2 separate regions of the Homo sapiens genome follow, and region 1 is linked to region 2. Evidence: read pairs that join two places in POLR2A ChIA-PET (ENCODE). Cell type or tissue: PC-9. All regions are shown on one strand. Links, peaks and the distances in the headings refer to the core of each region. The heading gives the core; the rest is flanking DNA.

Region 1 (2,922 bases), core at 280-2,779, 89 kb after region 2:
CAGAAAGCATCCTCCAGGGTGACGCTGACCTAAAATTCTACCACTTATCTTAGGCTAAGCATTACATTTTGTATTCAACCCTCTTTTCAAACGCCAAAACCTTTACTTTTTTCACCTTGGCATAAAATAATTTAACAGGTACCTCGCAGATGGGGGAGTAGTTGGGATGAGATACCCAGGATTTCAAGAGAGTAATTACCCAACTCTTCAATGAATACTTATTACACATCCGGTAAGCGTTCAGCTTGTACAGGGATCTGAAGATACGAGGAAATGAGCAACGCGGTTCTTTCCCTCAAAAGTTAATGGGTAAAGAGATACATGGGAGAAATGACAAAGTGTACTTGGGCTGAATTGGGCACTTCACTTCTCTGTGCTGTGGTTTCTGTACTCTGAGGACTTAGTGTAGAGAAATGCATAAAGACATTGATTCATTCCAGGTACTGGCACGTTACAAATCCTCGGGAAGTGTAAGCTGTTGTTCTTATCAACCATAGTAGTAGCAAGATCTTAAAAGATCAGTGAGCCGGGAAGCTCTCACAGCAAAAAGGGTGGGTGAGTGGGCATTGAGGAATGAGTAGGAGTTTGCCAGGCAAACAGGAGATGGGAGAGAAGAAGAGGATTCAGGCATAGAAAACAGCAATAGCAGAAGCAGAGACATGGGTAGAATAGGGCAGATGGGAGCCGCAGAGAGAGTGAGCCCAGTTTCACAGTAGGATTTACCCCACATGGACCCTCTGGTGACCACAGGGCCCCAGGACAGGCACTGCAGGACGGCTGGTGAGCAGCTCCATTTGTGGGGTTTTGGAAGCATCGCACATAAACCTACAGAGCCTTCTTTTCTTTCTCCTTTTCTTTTTTCCCCACCAGGGGCACATTTCTCTGTTTATATTTTCTCTCATTCTAAAACCATGTTGACAGATATGATTATTTACGAGTTCGTTAATAAACATTTACGGCAATTGATATGGAAAACAAAGTATGTGATCCATGATGAATCAGAAAAAACATCCTCACAATATATGTAACAGAGTGATATATAAATATAATGGACATCTTTACTTTTATAAATGAATGTGAAAATATTACAAAGTAACAATTATACATATATATTTCACAGGAAGAGAGTGCAAATGCCCAATACCTACAGGAAAATAAGGTAACTCATTGTAATTTATTTTCTCTCCTCTTCTGATGTTTCTCCTCACCTCTTTTTTTCTTGTGAGAGCTAGAGGATAATTCAGAATAAAGTCCCTGCTCTTCTGTGCTATGCTAGACTACAAGTATTTCAAAGGTTGAGGCTATGATTTCTCACAGTAACACCCACTGCATCTAGGGCAATGTCTCAAGTGGCGTAAACACTGAAACCTTTCACTTGTGTAACACATTTTTGTTGCTCACTTATATGAGTCAGCTGCTGTTCTAGTTCTTTGAGATACGTTGTTAAACAAAGGAGTCAAAAATGCCTGTCTTCCCATAGCATAGATTTCATCAGGTAGAATGAGGAAATGGTGGAAATGGACACAGAAGATATACGAGTAAGCCACACAGAATAGAGCAGGAGAGAAATTCTATTTATGTCCAACAGCAACTATTTTGTAAAATAATATTTCAAAGGCTTGGTGTAGCAGGGAGGTAAGAAGTTTAATCAGAAATGCTGTGACCGGATCTGAAGGTTAAAGCCAACATGTATTGATGATGTGAATTTGCTCACCTTAAAAGACATTTCTTAAAATAAAATGATTCTAAAATTCTAAATTTGGAGGAGGCTGGGAGGGTTCAATGAGCATCATAATTTATACTTCTGGGAAAGAGGATGTAGAAGTGAGAGAAGATACAGACCCAGAGAGGAGGGTTTCACTCCCAGTCTCAGAGGCAGCCTTGCAGCCTCATGTTTCTCATGCATTTGGAGGCATGGCCTTTATAAATCCCACTCATCCAGGGTGACTTCCGCCCCCATGAAAGTGGGAAAACATGGACAAACTACTGTTCTATCAGAAGCCCTCACAAAACACCCAACACTTTTTTTTTTACTCAAAGACATGTTAAATGTTTAATTAATTAATTCACTAATGAAGCCCGTAAGCTGTGCCAGGCATTGCTGGAACTGATGGGGGTTCATCCTTGAGTAACATGACAGCAACCAGTCTCCCTGGAGCTGATATTCCAAAAGGAACTTTTCCTAAGTCAAGGTTACATCTGAGCAAACTCAACATCTGATGATTCCTTTCCCAATGGCCCAACCTTCTGCCAGCTGATTATACTGAGAATCAACAGGTTTTGGGTTTTTCCCACTCCATCCCCTGCCTCTCACCCATTCTCCATGACTGATGTCCTGATCTTGTCCTGGGAGGCTGACCCTAAAGGATGGTACTAACCAGCTCCCTGGCTGGCTGCCTTCCTGTGGGGTTGGCCAATGAAAGTCACTGGCTGGAGACAGGAGGACGGAGAAGAGGGAGGATGTGGTATTTTCTCTTTGCTCTTGGAGCATTAGCGCACGGGCAGCCCCTGTGTCCATCCAGGGTGTTAGTGGCCACCGCTGGTCGGCTGCTTCTCCGTAGCTCCATGTCCCACTGAGTGCTGGCAGCTCCATTTCCTTCCTTGCTCTCTCCAGCCTTCCTGCTATTGCTGGGCTCAAGCGGCCCCAGCACCCCTTCAGAGACCCTTAGCTCTGCCCCAAAATCTGTAAATAGTCTTTCCATCAGTGTCTCTCCTCTGAAAGGTAAGAGTGCAATTCTGCTGCCTGCTAGGCCTCCGCCTGATAATCCAGCTTTGCACCAAGAAAGGGAATCTTGGTGAGAAGCAAGGAGATGAATGCATGCTCTAAGCATTAAAATCTCAGGCAAGGCCATGCTGATGTACAGCTCTTGTGGACAAGTGAACACAGAAACGAGAGTGTGTATGCGGAATCCATCACAGAGC
Region 2 (2,922 bases), core at 160-2,659:
TGTGTCATGGTTTTTAGAAACTGGAATGCTGGCCGGGTGCAGTGGCTTACGCCTGTAATCCCAGCACTTTGGGAGGCCGAGGCAGGCGTATCACAAGGTCAGGAGCTTGAGAACAGCCTGACCAACTGGGAGAAACACCGTCTCTACTAAAAATACCAAATTAGCTGGCATGGGGCATGGTGGCACATGTCTGTAATCCCAGCTACTCGGGAGGCTGAGGCAGGAGAATTACTTGAACCTGCGAGGCAGAGGTTGCAGTGAGCCAAGATCATGCCATTGTACTCCAGCCTGGGTGACAGCAGCGAAACTCCGTCTCAAAAAAAAAAAAAAAAAGAAAGAAAGAAAGAAAAAAGGAACAGGAATGCCTAGCAGAGTAGCAGAGCTCTCCATGGGGAGGAGCCTCTGTATGTGCCTAGATATCAGACTCACACTTCAACCACGTCATAGACAGGGAGCCACGGGGATACAGCCAAATCCAGAATGTGGGAGATTCCACATGACACATGACTCAGTTTCTTCATTTCTTCCAAAGACCCAGCAAACAAACAAAACAAAAAAAAAAGGTGGAGCTAAGGAATGGAAGCTGTTGTAGATGATAGGAAAGGTAAGAAATCAACAAATGCAATGTGGCCCACGTTGGGATTTTGATATAAACAAACCAATGGGGAAAAGACATTTATTTTGATACAATCAGTGAAAATTGAACACAGACTGGGCATTTGGTATTATTAAGAAATTGTTGCCAATTTTCTTGAGAGTGATAATGGCATTGTGGTTAAATATAAAAACATCTTCTGGAATATAATAAAACATTTGTGCAAAAAGTGACACATTGAGATTTGCTTTAAAGTTTTGAAGCTTAAAAAATGTGGAGGTTGATAGAGATTGATGAAAGAAGAAAGAAAAATATTGGAAATTGGTGAAGATGGGTTACGAGTGCATGAAAATTTACTAATTTACTAAATTGTTTTCTCTAATATATGTATGTTTAAAATGTTCTATCATAAAATGTTCTTTAAAATAGCAAATAATGTCTGGTGGGTAATCATAAGGTACTTATGCTTGCCAGGTTGAGATATTGTGGAAGTCCTTATTCTGGTAGGGATATAGACCTTGGCATCAGAATCACTTGAGTTCAAGCCCTGACTCCTCCAGGATTGACTATTGGGCATGAGGTGAGTTTCATGACCTCTCTGAACTTCAGTCTTCTCAAATGGTATATGGGGAGTACAATTAAGATAGATCCTGTACCTCAAGCGTGTGTTCAGGACACAGAGAACCCTCAGAATTTGTTGAATCAATGCATAAATAAAGGAAGAAATGTGTGAAGGAATAGTTGACACAAATCTTTGGATAAATGACAAAGCTTTTAGCCAAAGTATTGACAAGAACTCTTACCTGAAGTATATCAACAACAAGAGGAAGAAGCCAGCCTCCTGCTTCTGCACGCAGCCCCTGCTGTCATTTGGAAGTGTCTGTGTGGATGCAGAGTCTGGGGTGGGTGGGGGATGAGGGGCATGGTTCAAATCATTCCTAAGGGGACCTGCAGGTGCCAATGGACATTGAGATAGAGGAATTTTCACTAAATGTACATGAAGTGTATATTTTGAGAGTGGGAAGGCACCTCCTACTCGGAACTGATAGCAGGTATTATCTTAGTCTGCTCAAGCAGCCATAGCAAAATCTCACAGACTGGCGGCTTAAACAGCAGATGCTGATTTCTCACAGTTCTGCGGGCTGGAAGTCCAAGATTAAGGTGCCAGCTGCAGTTTCGGCATCGGGGAGGACTGGAGTCTTGATTTGCAGACGGTCGTCTTCCTGCTGTGACCTCACATGATGTCAGAGAGCACAGAGAGAGAAGGAAAGAACACTCACCCCATTCATAAGAGCTTCACCCTCATAAAAAAATCACCGCCAAAAGACCCCATCTCCAAATACCATCGCACTGGAAATGAGGCTTTCAACACAGGCATTTTGAAGGAACATAAACCCTCAGTTCATGGCGGGTATCCTGTCTTTCTCTACATAAATCTGCAATATTTAACACAGTGTCTGGGTTTTAGTTACAACAAGATAATCATTTAATGAGCTAAAATTATCTTAGAGAAATTCTAGTCAGCTTTTCATATTGCAATTTGCTAGGAAGCCAAGTTTCTCAAGGGGAATAGGAACTGCAAATCACTTGTTTAAAAAAAAATTCTCCTGTGACACACACATCTGTGTACAAACACACACAACCACACACACACACACACACACACACACACACACAGCTGACCTCTTGAAAGACAGTCACTGATGGGAAACTGTTTTAACCCTCTGGAGTGCTGGTCCCTGGGAAAGTCTGGCAGTGACAGTTTTGGGAAACTCTTTGGCCGAGAAACCCACACTTTTATATCACAAAACATCGCACTGCTTAATTTTAGCCTTGTGGTACAAAGAAAATATCTCTGCAAGATTTTCAGAGACAGGCGGCTTGGTAACCATCTCCACTCCAATAATTAGCAAACACCCTCTGCTACCCTGGAGGTGCAATCTAACCAACACCCCAGCACCATGATCACCATCCGGCCAGGGGTCCTGGCAGCCAGTGTGGGGATTTGCAGTACTTACAGAAATGCTATAAAATCTCCAAACGTCTTCACTGTTGCCTTTTGCTCTGTAGTGCAACTTTTCTGCATTGTAGTTATTGTATGGCTTTGTATTTCTTGTTTTTTACACTCAGGACTTTAGAGTTAAGTATTTGTACACCAGGTAGGGCTATCACCTTTATCTCATTGTACATGCAATATTATAACACACAATTTTGGTGCTTTTAACACTATTTCTTTTTTTCATTTTTATTAAAGAATGTTTATTTGAATTATATACTTTTAAAAAATGAATAGTATTCACATACAGCATTAGATACACCCAGTGCCC

Evidence for each region. ChIA-PET counts read pairs that join two places held together with the same protein. Peaks named below come from ENCODE experiments on the same cell type or tissue, not always from the same donor. Only the 100,000 strongest peaks of a DNase experiment are listed, where the experiment ranks them.
Region 1: POLR2A ChIA-PET joins it to region 2 with 5 read pairs; 2 of 35 experiments call an interaction of 5 or more read pairs at or near these places.

What each region holds. Positions count from the first base shown.
Region 1 is chr10:3,476,520-3,479,441 of GRCh38, forward strand. The region is part of intron 3 of LINC02669 (long intergenic non-protein coding RNA 2669); the gene reads right to left. The region is part of intron 1 of LOC105376360 (a long non-coding RNA gene); the gene reads left to right. All of the region lies in intron 1 of LOC124902538 (a long non-coding RNA gene), which reads left to right. Among named protein-coding and RNA genes, the nearest start is that of LINC02669, 25 kb to the right of the region's middle. In PC-9, for the core only: no CTCF peak of the experiment used is centred there; a DNase peak (open chromatin) is centred at 1,392; H3K27ac peaks cover 2,082 bases.
Region 2 is chr10:3,387,520-3,390,441 of GRCh38, forward strand. The region is part of intron 1 of LOC105376360 (a long non-coding RNA gene); the gene reads left to right. Among named protein-coding and RNA genes, the nearest start is that of LINC02669, 110 kb to the right of the region's middle. In PC-9, for the core only: no CTCF peak of the experiment used is centred there; no DNase peak of the experiment used is centred there.